Linked DNA regions of Homo sapiens: region 2 is linked to region 1. Evidence: chromatin contacts called from ENCODE Hi-C data. All regions are on one chromosome and are shown on one strand. Each heading gives the region's core, a stretch centred on a gene start or an enhancer-like site at or near the end of the contact. The rest is flanking DNA. Distances are from core to core; before and after follow the strand shown.

Region 1 (7,227 bases), core at 2,671-5,170:
GCTACCCCAGGGGTTCAGCTGTCCTTCAGGTAATCAGCTTACCCCCAAGAAGGACTGAGAGGAATATGAGTAGGACAGTTGGCAGATGACAATTTCCTTTGCCTGGCTCACGGGAGAAGTCTGGTTGGGCCAGGTATGTGGGTGTTTGGTGCCTCCATCTGGATAGTGCCAGCAGGTACACCACCCTGCCTTATACCTGAATGGCCAGCTAAATAACCATAGAGCTTAAGGTCTGGCTCAGGTCAGGATTCCCTGGCTCCTTGCCAACAAAGCAAAACCAGAGATTCAGAAAACTCAGGGCCTAGGAGAAAACAGACCTGCCTTACAAACCCCAGAGCTGGTCAACCTCAGGCTTCCTCTCAGGAAAAAAATTTTTTTTTTGAGATGGGTCTTGCTCTGTTGCCCAGGCTGGAGTACAACGGCGCAATCTTGGCTCACTGCAACCTCTGCCTCCCAGGTTCAAGCAAATCTCCTGCTTCAGCCTCCTGAGTAGCTGGGATTACTGGTGTGTGCCACCACACCCGGCTAATTTTTGTATTTTTAGTAGAGATGGGGTTTTCACCATGTTGGTCAGGCTGGTCTCGAACTCCTGACCTCGTGATCTGCCTGCCTCAGCCTCCCAAAGTGTTGGGATTACAGGCGTGAGCCACCATGCCTGGCCAACTCAGGAAAAATTTTTATGGGGTCACATCTTGGGGATGGAAGAGGGACAGGAAAAGAAACCTAAGACAAAAGAACTGATGGTCTTCCCAACCCAGAGGCTTCCTGAGTTATCACCCCTGAGAGAGGAAGAACACAATCTCTCTCCTTAAGGCACCCAGATAAGAGTACAGGCAAACTCTTCACTTGCCCAGTGCCTGGGTGAGGGAGCAGGCTTAAGAGGCAGAAGAGGCCCAGCCCTGTAGGCACTGGGTACTCCCTGCTACCAACCCTGAACCCCCGGCAGTTGTCCCTGAGGTCTGGGGAGTAGCAGAACCCAGTGTAGAAGCCAGCAGACCCAGTGATGCCCTTGGAGACCCTCTGCTGCCTTCCCTTATTCTCTGTGGGTTTTGAGAGGTTCGTTTGCTGCCATTTCCCTGAAAGTGATGGAGAGAGAGAAGAGAGAGTGGTTATTCCATGGGCAGAACAGTTGCTGAAATTGGCTCTCCCAAGCTCCTTCTTGGGGGCTGAGCTAGGCTCAGTAAGGTCACATAACAATCTAGACCTCTCTGCTGGTCTCCCACAGCCCACCCTGGGCCCAGCACCTTCTCCCTGCAGACTCATTCTTCTTCCTGGTTCTCCATGTTAGTACGGCATTGCCATCCTTCTCTAGTTTTTTTATTCTTTTTATTTATTACTATTGTTATTACTTTTCTTTTTTTGAGACGGAGTTTCACTCTTGTTGCCCAGGTTGGGGTGCAATGGCAAGATCTCAGCTCACTGCAGCCTCCACCTCCCGGGTTCAAGCAATTTTCCTGCCTCAGCCTCCCAAGTAGCTGGGATTACAGGCGCCCGCCACCACACCCAGCTAGTTTTTGTATTTTTAGTGAAGACGGGGTTTCGCCATGTTGGCCAGGCTGGTCTCAAACTCCTGGCCTCAGGTGATCTACCCTCCTCAGTCTCCCAAAGTGCTAGGAACAGGCGTGAGCCACCATGCCCGGCCTGTTATTTTTTTTGAGACAGAGTCTCACTCTGATGCCCAGTCTGGAGTGCAGTGGCGTGATCTGGGCTCACTGCAACCTCTGCCTCCTGGGTTCAAGTGATTCTCATGCCTCAGCCTCCCGAGTAGCTGGGATTACAGGCGTATGCCACCATGCCCAGCTAATTTTTTCTATTTTTAGTAAAGACGGGGTTTCCCTATGTTGGCCAGGCTAGTCTCAAACTCCTGACCTCAAGTGATCCGCCCATCTCAGCCTCCCAAAGTGCTGGGATTACAGGCATGAGCCATGGGGCCTGGCCTCTTCTCTAAGACAGAAACCTGGGCAGTGGCAGCCTTTCTAACCTCTAGCCCTAACTCTTGGACCCCTTTATCTACTTGCCATGAAGTAGGCATTTATAAAGGCAAATTAGATCAGACCACAGCCTTGCTGAGTTAGTCTTTCAATGGCTCCCAGGGTCCAACAAGCTCTCACGTTCAAGCTCCAGCATCACAGTCTTACCTATTCTAATATGTCACCCGTATTCTTCCCTCTTAGCCTTGCTCAATCCATTCCCTTTGCTTGGTACACTTTGTCACCCTGTGGCATTTGATCTCGGCTTAGGTGTCTTTCTTGGGAGAAGCCTTCCCTGACCACCCTTGCCCCATGCACTGCCGCCCTCCCCTAATAAATCCCTGGCTCCCCATGAGCAGGGCCCGGGTTGTCTTTGTTCTCTGGGCCTCGTGTGGCCCCTATCACGTGATAGGGGCCCAGAGATTATCTGAATGAATGCCCTGATTAGTGAGCGCATGTTTTGCAGAAGAGGAGGCTGACCCTGATGAGGTCAATGTGCTCAGGACAGAGATTACTGCCTTCCCAACTGAGGGGATTGTGCAGAGTGGAATCCAACAAACCTGTCATTTCATCTCTCTGAAATTATGACAATACCACCACCTATCCTACAGGCTGCTGAACAGCATGATGATGGACTGTCCAGACCTTGGTGTCACCCTAACTTGAAGCCTGAGCTCTACGTGCAGACTTGAAGCTTGCTGCAAAGGCCATTAAGCTGGTGGGCTTAAAGCCTGAGAACTCCCCTCTCTGTCACCAGCACAGGAGTGTCCTTGGAATGCCAAGCATGGGGTTGCGGTATGGACAGATTTACTCACCACGAAGGGAAATGCGTGGAGCCATCAGGCGTGGATCCATTCTGACCACCCAGACCTGGAGGCAGAAACACATCCAGAGCTGCAGAAGGCTGGGGTGGGAATCTGAGCAGGCATCAGCCCAGGTCAGGTTAGAGACCACTGGTATTGTTTGGTGAAGTCTGGTGAGGGTCCTAAGGGACTAATGGTATTGCCAGGTGAGAGTTCTGAGGAACAGATACAATGTGATGGGTGGACTGGTGGGGATTCTGGCGTAAAATGGTATGGTGGCATGAGTCAGGGCACAACGTTAAGTTCTCCCATCCAAGTACCTGGCTTAGCTTCCGAGGTCAGATGCGTTCAGGGTAGTAAGGCCGTGAACCAATGTTAAGTTCTGATGAGCCTCTTGCAGGATAGTGGGGAACCCAATGGTACAGTCGGGAGAGGGTGGGGGCGGGGGCGGCCAGCCCACGGAGGTTCGTAGGAAGCCTCACCTGGACGGTGATACAACCCGGTCACTGTATTCCCGTAGAACCCCCACGCCAGCTGGATGCCCAGGAGACTTAACACCAACCACAGCAGCAGCAGCTTGAAGAGGGTCACGCGCATGTCCTGCGCCTCCCACTCCCGCAAGAACTCGCTGCCCAGCGCGCCCAGCACCGTGGCCGGCAGAGCCTGCAAGGCCTGCCCAGACCAGGACTCCGCCATGACTGGCCCTCGCCCCACCCGGGGTACTGTCACCGTAGTCCCCACCACGCACGCGTGTGGTCTTCCGGGACCAGGCCCGTTAGTGCGCACGCGTAAACCCAGCCAGGGTGGGGCCTACTTCGCGTGCGTGAAGAGTTGGCAGTTCGGGGAGGAGTATTAAAACCGCGCACGCGCACCTAACCCCACCCTGCTTGCTTAAGGGATGAGTGACTCCGGGAGTACAAAATAGCAACCAGGTCTTTTATAGCCCCGGAGTTCCCGTGATGCCCCACGCGGCTGCAATGATTGGTTAAGGGTTTTGCTTTTAGGGCGTGGACGGGCTCCTGAGCAATAGTGGATGAGCTGTGAGTGCGCGCGCGTGCGCGGGGCCGCGACCTGTGCCGGCTCGAGCCCGCTGGGCACTCGGAGGCGCGCACGTCGTTCCCCGCCCTCCCGCCGCCGCCCGCCCTCGCTCTCTCGCGCTACCCTCCCGCCGCCCGCGGTCCTCCGTCGGTTCTCTCGTTAGTCCACGGTCTGGTCTTCAGCTACCCGCCTTCGTCTCCGAGTTTGCGACTCGCGGACCGGCGTCCCCGGCGCGAAGAGGCTGGACTCGGATTCGTTGCCTGAGGTGAGCGGAAGGGTTCCCTCCAGGCGCCGCGGGGCCCCAGGCCCGCCAGCCCGGTACTCTTCCGGCCGGCAGGCCGCCGCACCGCCGCGGCCGCGCCCCACCGGCTGCTCGTGGCCGAGCCGCCCCTGGCCCCTGACCCTTGACCTGACTCCCAGCCCGGGCCCCGCGCCCCAAGCGGCGACCCCGCCCGCGCAGTCCCCGGAAGCGCGCCCGGTAGTCTCCTGTGCCCCTTCCCCCGCCCGGCCGGGCCTGGTGGAGCCCAGGCTGCCCGCCTGCCCGCCCTCGGTCCCCGGAGCTTCCTCTCCCAGCGGCGCCGGGCAGGGCGGGGGCTTTGGGCCGGGCCCCGCGACCGCGCAGTGTAGCCGGCCGCTGAAAGCGCGCGTGGCTGTCGGAGTTGAAATGGGAAAGAAACTCTTTACAACTCCATTTTGCTTTTTACGTTTAACGAGAAACGACAATCACTGTTTCATATTGATTAAAGTCCAGTTACACTTTGGGTAGGTTTTCTTTTAATGCAGACTTGTTGGAGACTGTGTAAGTAAGTAAAAGATTGTATTGAACGCTTAGGGGTATGATCTACGGCCATACCACCTGGAACGCGCCCGAACTCGTCTGAAAGCTTTGGGGTCTGTTTTGAGTGGAAAAGGGGTATTTTCCATTTGGAAAAAAAAAACAACACACAAAACTGTAAATGATTTAAGCGATGTTGCATGAAAATAGATGCAATGTTGCTTAGTCGAAGTCGCTGTATTGATTAGGAATGATCTAAATATCTGTACCTTAGTTACTGATTGGATCTACAGTTACGGGTCGTCTTCATTGAATAGCGCTATTCGCATCCAAGTTGATTTGTTCACAAACCTTGTTTAGTAGTTTACGGTGGAAAATTGGAATCCTTTTTACCTCAAAGTTGGTTCCACTTGTGTTTTTTAATAGTTCTGATTTTAAATTTTTACCTCTGTTGTTGACTTGTTTGGTTCTGTCTTGAAGAAAGTCTTAAACGTTTCTTGCAGGTGTGTAAGTAGATATTTCACTCTGCCTTTCTGAAGGAGAAAAATTGAAAAACCAAAAAACTTCCATAATTTAAAATGTTGTATGTGGAGAGAATTTTTCAACCACTTAGTATCACCCAGATGTGTAATGTGTACCATGCGGATGATTGTCACCTTAGATGTGGCTAGATTGGCGGAGATACTGTTTTGAGCATTTGGCACAAGTGACATTGGACTGAAAAACTAGTTTTTAATTGTAAAGAATGACTTATTGAAGGATCTCTGGATAACTTGTCTTAATTGGTTCCATCTACTTTTGTGGAGCACTGATGGCTCTTGGGGACATTAAATATATAAGGTGCACCTTGGTTTGAGTTAAAGTCTAGTGCTAGATTTATCCTCTCTGTTCTCATAAAAATCTGTGTTGGAGGGAAGAAGAGAGTAGGAATACTGTGTAGTTCTTGAGTTTTAGATCTAAGAGGAATCTTTCAGGACTGGTTGTCCAACCCCATTTGCAGATGAGCAAACTGAGTCCCAGAGACTTAAGTAAATTTCCCAAGGTTACCTATCTAGTCAGGAGCAGACCAGAACTGTCTGCTCTGTTAAGGTATTCTCCATTTACTCCCAAGCAGTTGGCCTCCAGAGTCAGCTAAAATTCAGGACTTCTAGCTTATTCCATTGTTTCTTCTTTTAAACCTTGTTGATGGTGAATAGTTTGGGAGAAACTGTTCATTTGCCAAAAAATTTCGGTTCATTAGCTTACACAGCACTCTCCCCTTGTTAACTGGATGGTCCTGCCTTCAATTGAGGGAGATAGATGAATGTACGAGGGTCCCTGGTTGGCCTAATCATGGCTTTGTTTGGATTTTTTTTTAAGGGACCAACTTCTAGAGCAAGGCCTACACTTTACTGCTTCAAAACCAAGATATTTAGGTCAGGCTAAGATATTTTTAGTTAACTGTGGGCACTTTTGACTGTTGATTTGGGGTACTGCGTGTATCAAGTAAACAATTCCCTGTGCACATGCATGTGGTGGTGGTGGAGTATTTTCGTAGTCCTGATTTCTTTCCATTTGTCAGTTAACTGCTTTTTAAAAGTTTATTCTGGTCATATGGGGGTGTAAGTTATTAGGAGAGTAAAAACAGGTAGCTCTTCAGGTGTTTCTTGTCCATGGGGTGGAGTCCATGCAGTGACTGGAGAAGGTGCTAGTTTGCGTCTTTTTAATTGTCTTAGAGAGCTGAGAGATATATGTTAACTCTGAGAAGAAAGACTGATCAGCTTCTAAGAGAGCTAATTTGAAGCTGCTGGCCTTCTGTAGACAGCACCTTGGGTTTAATTGCATTGTGGTTACTAGTGATTATGATAAATAGTACATAGTCACTGGATTTTAAAATTGGCCATATAGTTGTAGTTTTATATTTATTTTTATTTTTGAAATGGAGTCTCACTCTGTTGCCCAGGCTGGAGTGCAGTGGCGCGATCTCAGCTCACTGCACCGTCTGCCTCCTGGGTTCAAGTGATTCTCCTGCCTCGGCCCCTGGAGTAGCTGGGACTACAGGCACCCACCACCATTCCTGGCTAACTTTTGTATTTTTAGTAGAGATGGGGTTTCACCGTGTTGGCCAGGCTGGTCTTGAACTCCTGACCTCAGGTGATCCGCCTGCCTTGGCCTCCCAAAGTGCTGGGATTACAAGGGTGAGCCACCACGCCCACCCATATTTGTAGTTTTAAAAGGATCCTGGCAGGGCGCGGTGGTTCATGCCTGTAATCCCAGCACTTTGGGAGGCCGAGGCGGGCGGATCACGAGGTCTGGAGACCATCCTGGCTAACACGGTGAAACCCCGTCTCTACTAAAAATACAAAAAAAATTAGCTGGGTGTGGTGGCGGGCGCCTGTAGTCCCAGCTGCTCTGGAGGCTGAGGCAGGGGAATGGCGTGAACCCGAGAGGCGGAGCTTGCCGTGAGCTGAGATCGCGCCACTGTGCTCCAGCCAGGGCAACAGAGCGAGACTCCGTCTCAAAAAAAAAAAAAAAGGATCTTAAGTATTTTGTCTGACTCTGCCATTTAGTTTATTCCTTTGTTTACCTGCCCAATGGAACTGTTTGCTTGTAACTACACATTAATATAACTAAATTTTGAACTTAATGTTACATGCCTTGC
Region 2 (7,550 bases), core at 3,556-6,055, 3.6 Mb before region 1:
GGCTGGTCTTGAACTCCTGATCTCGTGATCTGCCCACCTCAGCCTCCCAAAGTGTTGGGATTACAGGTATCAGCTACTGCGCCAGGCCAGGGCCAGTCCTTTTTTTTTTTTTTTTTGAGACGGGGGTCTCACCCTGTCGCCCAGCCTGGAGCGCAATGGCGCCATCTCAGCTCACTGCAACCTCTGCCTCCCAGGTTCAAGTGATTCTCCTGCCTCAGCCTCCCGAGTAGCTGGGATTACAGGTGTGTGCTACCACACCCGGCTAATTTTTTGTATCTTTAGTAGAGATGGGGTTTTGCCATGTTGACCAGGCTAGTCTCGAACTCCTGACCTCATGATCCGCCCACCTTGGGCTCCCAAACTTTTGGGCTTACAGGCTTGAGCCACCGCACCTGGCCCTGGTGCCTTATAGGCCAAAGTGAGGCTTTTGGACTTCTGCAAAGTGCAATAGAGAACCTTGAAAGGCTTTCAACTGGGGTGAGTCATGACCAGAAGTCAGTTTTCCATAAGTTACCCCTCGTTCCGTGCGCCTCTGGGGCTGCATCTTCGGTCAACAATCCCCAACTCGAATTTCCCAGTAGCGTGGTTGAGAAGCTGGCATGCCAGGTTTGTGGCTAAGTTTTGCTTCTCTTTAAGGATGACCTGGAAGCTCTCAGTTTGCTCTTTGTCCGTAGGGAATGTTACGGCCTGTCCTAAAGGATGTTGCAAGAGTTAAAGGAGATTCTGTCCAACTGCACATGTGCATACCCACACCCACATCTACACAGTGTCTGACACAAGTCAGATGTGCAGACAGTTTTAAACTGTTCCTTGAGTTCTCTGTTCTTCTTCCTTAGGGGTCATGAAGGTGAGCACTGGAGAAAGGCAAGAGAGTTTTACAATATTTGAATAAATTGAAAGATAGGACCGGACGTGGTGGCCAGCGCTTTGGGAGGCTGAGGCGGGTGGATCACTTGAGCCCAGGAGTTCAAGACCAGCCTGGGCAACATGGCAAAATCCTGTCTCTACAAAAGATACAAAAATTAGCTGAGCATGGTGGTGCACACCTGTAGTCCCAGCTACTCGGGGCTGAGGCGGGAGGACTGCTTGAGCCTGGGAGGTAGAGGCTGCAGTGAGCCATGATAGCACCATTGCACTGCAGCCTGGGTGACCGAGTGAGACCCTCTCTCAAAAAAAATTTTAAAAAGGCTGGGTGCGGTGGCTCACACCTGTAATCCCAGCACTTTGGGAGGCTGAGGCGGGTGGATCATAAGGTCAGGAGTTCGAGACCAGACTGACCAACATGGTGAAACCCCGTCTCTACTAAAAATACAAAAATTAGCCGGGTGTGGTAGCGTGCGCCTGTAATCCCAGCTACTGAGGAGGCTGAGGCTGGAGAATCGCTTGCACCCAGGAGGCAGAGGTTGCAGTGAGCCAAGATTGCACCACTGCACTCCAGCCTGGGTGACAGAGCGAGACTCTGTCTCAAAAAAATCATTAACAATAGCTAACATTTACAAAACTTTTACTATGTCCTAGGCGTTGAGCTTGTGAGGCAGCTGTTAATCTTTTTTTTTTTTTTTTTTTTGAGTTGGAGTCTTGCTGTCACCCAGGCTGGAGTGCAGTGGCACGATCTTGGCTCACTGCAAGCTCCGTCTCCCGGGTTCACGCCATTCTCCTGCCTCAGCCTCCCGAGTAGCTGGGACTACAAGCGCCCACCACTACACCTGGCTAATTTTTTTGTATTTTTAGTAGAGACAGAGTTTCACCATGTTAGCCAGGATGGGCTCGATCTCCTGACCTCGTAATCTGCCCACCTCGGCCTCCCAAAGTGCTGGGATTACAGGCGTGAGCCACTGCGCCAGGCCAGAGGCAGCTGTTACTCTTATCCTAATTTTACAGACCAAGACCTGAAGGCCCAGAGGGGATAGATAAGTTGCCAAGGTCACAGGGCTGGTTGTTGAACCTGGATGGTCCGTCCTCAAAGCCAGTCCTCTTAACCCTTATATGATTATCCTAGGATGTGTAGAGACACATAAACCAGTGTGGATATCAACTGATAATCTGAAAAAAGAAGACCTCATAAGGGCATGAGAGGGAATCAAGCCTTTTCATATGTTAGAACCTATTCCAAAGAACCAATATTTAGATTCATATGGTATTTGCTCAAACTGAGGTCTAAGGAAGGAAATGGAGAATTCAGAAATATATTAATCAAAATAGAAAGTCTAGCGTAAAAGTAGATTTTACTAAACAAAGGAATTTTTTTTTTTTTTGAGTTGGAGTCTCGCTTTGTCGCCCAGGCTGGAGTGCAGTGGCGCGATCTCAGCTCACTGCAAGCTCGGCCTCCCAGATTCACGCCATTCTCCTGCCTCAGCCTCCGGAGTAGCTGGGACTACAGGCGCCCGCCACCATGCCTGGCTAATTTTTTTGTATTTTTAGTAGAGACGGGGTTTCACTGTGTTAGCCAGGATGGTCTCAATCTCCTGACCTCGTGATCTACCCGTCTCGGCCTCCCAAAGTGCTGGGATTATAGGCGTGAGCCATGGCGCCCGGCCTTTTTTTTTTTTTTTGAGATGGAGTCTTGCTCTGTCACCCAGGTGGAGTGCACTGGCACAATCACGGCTCACTGCAGCCTAAAACTCCTGGCCTGAAGTGATCCTCCTGCCTCAACCTCCCAAAATGCTAGGACTACAGGTGTAAGTCACCACGTCTGGTCAATAATTATTTAATAAATGGTAACTGCAGAATTAATAACAACCGATGACAGTGGTAGTGAGTTATGTCCATATTTTACTCCAAATAAATAAGCCAAAATAAAATCGGGATAGTCATCAGAGAATGAAATATGAAATGAAATTGTACAAAACTAGCAGAAAAAAGACTATCAGATGGGCAGCAGAAAGCTCACTTTGTCAGCACTGAAGCAATTAAAACATTAGAATGACACACTGAACATTAGAATAAAACAAGAAAGAACAACAGGCTAGAAAATATTTGCATCAATGACGACAAAGAAGTAATATCTGTAACATAAAAAAATGCTTGTTCAAAGTTAGAAGAGGTTCAAGTCCCCAGAAGATGGATATGAATAGATTATTCACAGGAGAGGGAATGCATATAGTAAATGCATGGAAAAACATTCATTTTTGAATGTTGTGTCACCTAAGAAATGCTAAGTAACCTTGAACTAGCAATAGACTATTAAAGTAGGGGGGAAATGGCACTCAATGTTTATAAGTGTGTTAAACTCCTTACACTTGTTCCTTGGAGGCGGTAGAATAATTGGGGCAGCTCTTGGGAAAAATATGACGCTGTAAGCCAAGACCACTTGGCCATTCATAGCCTTCTACCTGGGAGCCTTTCCACTCCCAGGTATTTGTCCCAAGTGCAGAATTCAAGGATACGTTAGCAAACAACCGTAAAGAACCAAAAACATTAGGGGGCTGAGTGAATAGTTAAGGACACCTGCACACCTTAAAAATGAATCGTGAACAAATAAAAATGGTAGTGAAAGTAGTAACAAAAAAAGTGTGGTTGCAACTATACACAGTATATATATGTTTCATGTCGTGAAAAGTTGCATTTCTTTGTAACAATATGGATTACTGTATTCTTTTTAGATTTTTCTTTCTCCGGTTGTCATATTGTTTTTTCAGTGGTGCTAAAAAAAATCTGGATTCAAATCCAGCCAGCAGCGTGACTTTGAGCAAGTTTGTGAAGTGGGATATTTCTCAGAGCGGTTGAGGGAGGTGGCTTGAGCTCGCACCTGGCACACGGTGAGAACCCCAGACTTTCTTCTTGCTGTGGGGGCGCCTCTGGGCCCTGTCCGATAACGCCTTTCACGGCCTGGGAGTCTGATCGGGAGCTCCCGGGTCTCGGTGGCGCGGGAACTCCCTTCTGGAGGGAACTTTCCGGAGCAGGTGGGCGGGTGTATGTCCCACGGGCACCTGCGCTCAGGAGGAGGGGGCGAGCTCGGGCAACGTAACCGCCCACGGTCACCTCGGGCTGCGGGGCCGACTTGAAGCCGCCTTCGAGGTTCTGATCCTTCCCGGGGCTCTGGGCTCGTTCGTCCCAATTCGCAGCTGTCCTGTGCCCCCTCGCTGCAGGAAGACTCAAGATTTACAGGGCGCCTCCTGCGGAAGCCTAGAGACATCGGGGGCGCCGAAGGGCCCGCGCCGGACTTCGCAGACAGGGGGCACTTGGGTGCCCTTTCAGGTCTCAGAGGGAGCGCCCGATCCCCGACGAGGGGCAGGCAAACGGGCGCAGTGCCCGCGGCGGCGGCACGCGCGCATCTGGGATCCGGCCGCTTCTCCGCTCATGCCATCTTGTCCGAGCCAGTCACGTGCGGGCGACAGCGGCGCGCTTCGCCGGGCCGGTACTCCAGGTCCGACCCGCGAACCCCTCTGGGATCCCCGCCGCTCTGTCTACAACCCGAGGTGAGGCGCAGGCTGGATCGGGGCTGGGCCAGGGCGGGCACTGGGTTCCCGGGGACGCGTCTCCTCTTCCGGGCCGTTCCGCTCGGGGCCACAGCGCCGTCGGGGGCCCGAGGCGCCGCCGCGTGTCCTGCGCCACGGCCTCGGGGCCGTCCGCGCCGAGTTGCTGGCTGGGGGCGTGGGTGGCCCGCGGCGCCGGACCCCCGGCACACCAGCCCGCGGAGTCCTTGCCTCCCGCGCGGCCCCAGCCAGGAGGGATGGCGCTGGGGCGGGAGCGGGGCAGCCGGGCCCGGGAGCTCCACGGGCGCGGCGCGAGGGGCGCAGGCTGCCTGGAGGACCGCGGAGCTGGGGGTGGGGGGGCGCGGGCGCATGCGCCCTGCGTCCGTGCCATATTGGAATGAGTCGGAGCGCGGAGCGCCGCCGCCGCCTCCGCCGGAGCGCGGGTGGAGGGGGGCGGGGAGAGCTGCCGGCCGCCCCGCTCCGCCGAACCCAGCAGGAAGGAGGGCGCGAGCGGGCGAGCGCGGGCAGCACGGGAGGAAAAAGCTTCCGCGCGGGGGAGCGAAAAGACGGAAAGAAAGAAAGAAAACGAGCGCGAGAGGGGGAAAAGCGAGCGATCGAGCGAGCGCGCGCGCGAAAACTCCGGGCAGGTAAAAAAGCGGGGCCACCGGCTGGGCCTTCCCGCGCGGCGGCCTGGAGGGGCGGCGGCGGCGCCGGGGCGGGGGACCGTACGGCGTCCCCTTCGAAGCGGCCGCGCAACTTTGCCAACGGGAAACCGCCGGGCGCCGGCGGGCGCGCGGGCTGAGGCGCCAACGGGCGGCGGCGGCGGCACGTTGGGGGCGGGGGCGGGGCGGGGGGAGCGCGGCGCCCGCGCGCGGCCCCGCGGTCCCGCGCGCCGGCCGGCCGGCTGCAGGGGCGCGCCTGGGCGCCTCGCCGCGGCGGAGAGCGGCGGCGGCCGTCAGCCCCTGGCAGGCAGCGCGGCGCGCGTCAGCCCGCGGGAGGCGTGAAAGGAAAGTGGCCGGGCGGCGGCAGTGGCGGGCGCCCAAGTTCCCCGGCGCGCCGGGCCCGCCGCGCGCCCCTCCCCGCGCGCGCCCCGCGCTCCGCCCGCCGAGCCCCCGCGGACCCGCCCCCCGGGCTCGCTCCGGGCGGGGCGCGAACCCGCAGCTGGGGCCGGGCGCGCGGCCGGTCGGAACTTCGGAGGGCCCGGGCGGTCGCTGCGCGGTGGCGGAGCGTCTAGTGGCCGCCGCAACCGGTGGCTCCGGGCCGCCGTTGTGAAGTGAGCGGGCCTCTCCCGCGCCGCGGCCCGCCGGGCACCGCCGCTGGACCCCGCGCCGACCCGGCAGCGCCCCGACCTGCCGCTCGGGAGGTCCGCGACCGTTTCGATTTCTGTTCCTAAAGTCCGATTTTGGACGCTGAAAAGGAGGCTGTGGAGGGGCGAGCGGCGTCCTGGGAAGCAAGGCCTGCTCTGTGCGGAGCAGAAACGCCTTGTGCGAACAGAAATAAATTCCCGCGGAAAGGATGTACGTTATGCTAAGTTTTTCACAAGATGTCAGCTGTTCCCGTAGGGTCTAAAACTAAGCCGGCAGGCACAGGTCACCCCCAGAGCTTGTGCTCAAGGAGTGGTGGACGCTTGGGTCAGGTGGGGGTGTTCCCAGCGGGTCGCCCGAAGCAGCACTGGTTGATGGTCCCAAGTGGTGTTTTTGAGTCCTGTTAGCAGTGATCTGTGTTTGAGAACCAAGTAACCATCAAAGAGATTCGAAAGGAAGTAAGATGGATTTTGTCAATCCCTGCGTATGTCTTCTCTTGAACCACATTTTCTAAGATGTCATTCTTAATTTTATTGCATCTGGGTAAAATGCCTGAACGTGTAATCATTAATTTGTCAACTGGCGAGAGGATGAAGGAAGATGTGTCTTCATGTGTACACTTTGAGGCCTGTTGACTAGCGTTTTGAGGCATTTGTTGAATTAGGCCGTAGGTAGATTCGGAGTTAAGATTTGTTTGCGATGTCAGAAAAGTTACGGCCTGGTAGAAACGGCCAGAGATCAGGAAACAGTTCTGTTATTACCGTTGTCATTGACTAACTGCCTTATCTTGGGCACATTTCTTACCCATTGTAGCTTTGATTTTCCTTATTTGCAACATTAAGATAAACAGATGATGTTTGGGGGTGCTTTCAGTTCGAAAATTCGGTGGCTTTCTTAACTGAAAGATTCTTAGAAATCACAGTGTATATTTTGAGAGGTACTACATAAAAGTGCTCGCAATGTGTGTCTTTATTAAAATTCATTTGGAAAAAACATCTTGGTAGCTAGATCCAGAATGGTTTTATATGATTATTTGAATAGATTTTTAACAATGTATTTTTATGGAGGTATGTATAACCTACCGAAAGATCTTAAGGGTACAATTCAATGACTTTTTATATATGTATATGCCCTGATAACCACACTCAGATCAAGATATGGAACATTTTCAGGCCTTGTATCCTTTCCATTCAGTAAACACATTCCCCCTCCCCAAGGCAACCACAATTCTGACTTCTGTCACCACAGATGAGTTTTGCCTCAAAACAGGACCCTTTTGAGGGTTAAAGGGGCAATACTAACAAACTGAGGATAGCTTGTATGTAAACTTGGAGTTATGGCCGTGTTGGCCATGACCCTTTGCTTTTATAATGATTCTTAGGGTTTTTGTAATCCAGAATAACTTAAAATTCTGTCCTGAGGAACTTCTTAGAAGGTCACTTTTCAGTGGGGGCAATACTTTGCAGGTTACGATTGGTAGTTCTTGGGAGTCCTTATGTTCACAGACAATGGTATTAATCTATGACTTCCCATTTTTAGAATATAGGTACTATATATTTGTAGACAACAGATTTGAAGAATGAATCATGAATTTTCCTAACAAGTTAGAGTTTAAGGTGTCAGTAGATGAATCAGTTTCTTAATGCCTAGAATTTGCTGAGAAAATTGAATGAAAATTGGTTTCTTAAAGTTAAGTGAATTAAGAATGTGTGCGTAAAGCTTTAACAACCTTTTCAATGACAGCAGTTGACTTATATATACAGGATAGTCAGCTGGTTTATCAAATCATTTAAAGTGCAACAATGAAAGCAAAAACAAAAGGTTAACTAAA

What was found. Hi-C counts contacts between places; a loop is a spot of excess contacts on that map. Pooled maps may share reads with other maps.
Region 2: a map of B cell shows a loop between it and region 1 (11-fold over the local background). The contact joins the promoter of SFMBT1 here to the promoter of RHOA in region 1. A Hi-C loop is called at or near these places in 2 of 168 maps with a recorded cell type or tissue (B cell and naive thymus-derived CD4-positive, alpha-beta T cell) and 3 of 50 pooled maps.

What each region holds. Positions count from the first base shown.
Region 1 is chr3:49,408,669-49,415,895 of GRCh38, reverse strand. It overlaps RHOA (ras homolog family member A), which reads left to right and starts at 3,920. Exons shown (of 5, transcript NM_001664.4): 1 at 3,920-4,076. It overlaps TCTA (T cell leukemia translocation altered), which reads right to left and starts at 3,473. Exons shown (of 3, transcript NM_022171.3): 1 at 3,256-3,473; 2 at 2,786-2,840; 3 at 1-1,076. The coding sequence starts at 3,469. The coding sequence ends at 1,034. RefSeq lists enhancers at 3,261-3,670, 3,606-3,900, 3,799-4,773 and silencers at 3,741-4,040, 4,101-4,380, 4,391-4,480.
Region 2 is chr3:53,043,328-53,050,877 of GRCh38, reverse strand. It overlaps SFMBT1 (Scm like with four mbt domains 1), which reads left to right and starts at 4,805. Exons shown (of 21, transcript NM_016329.4): 1 at 4,805-5,062. RefSeq lists enhancers at 3,488-3,987, 3,988-4,489 and silencers at 4,477-4,586, 4,637-4,956, 5,057-5,116, 5,477-5,766.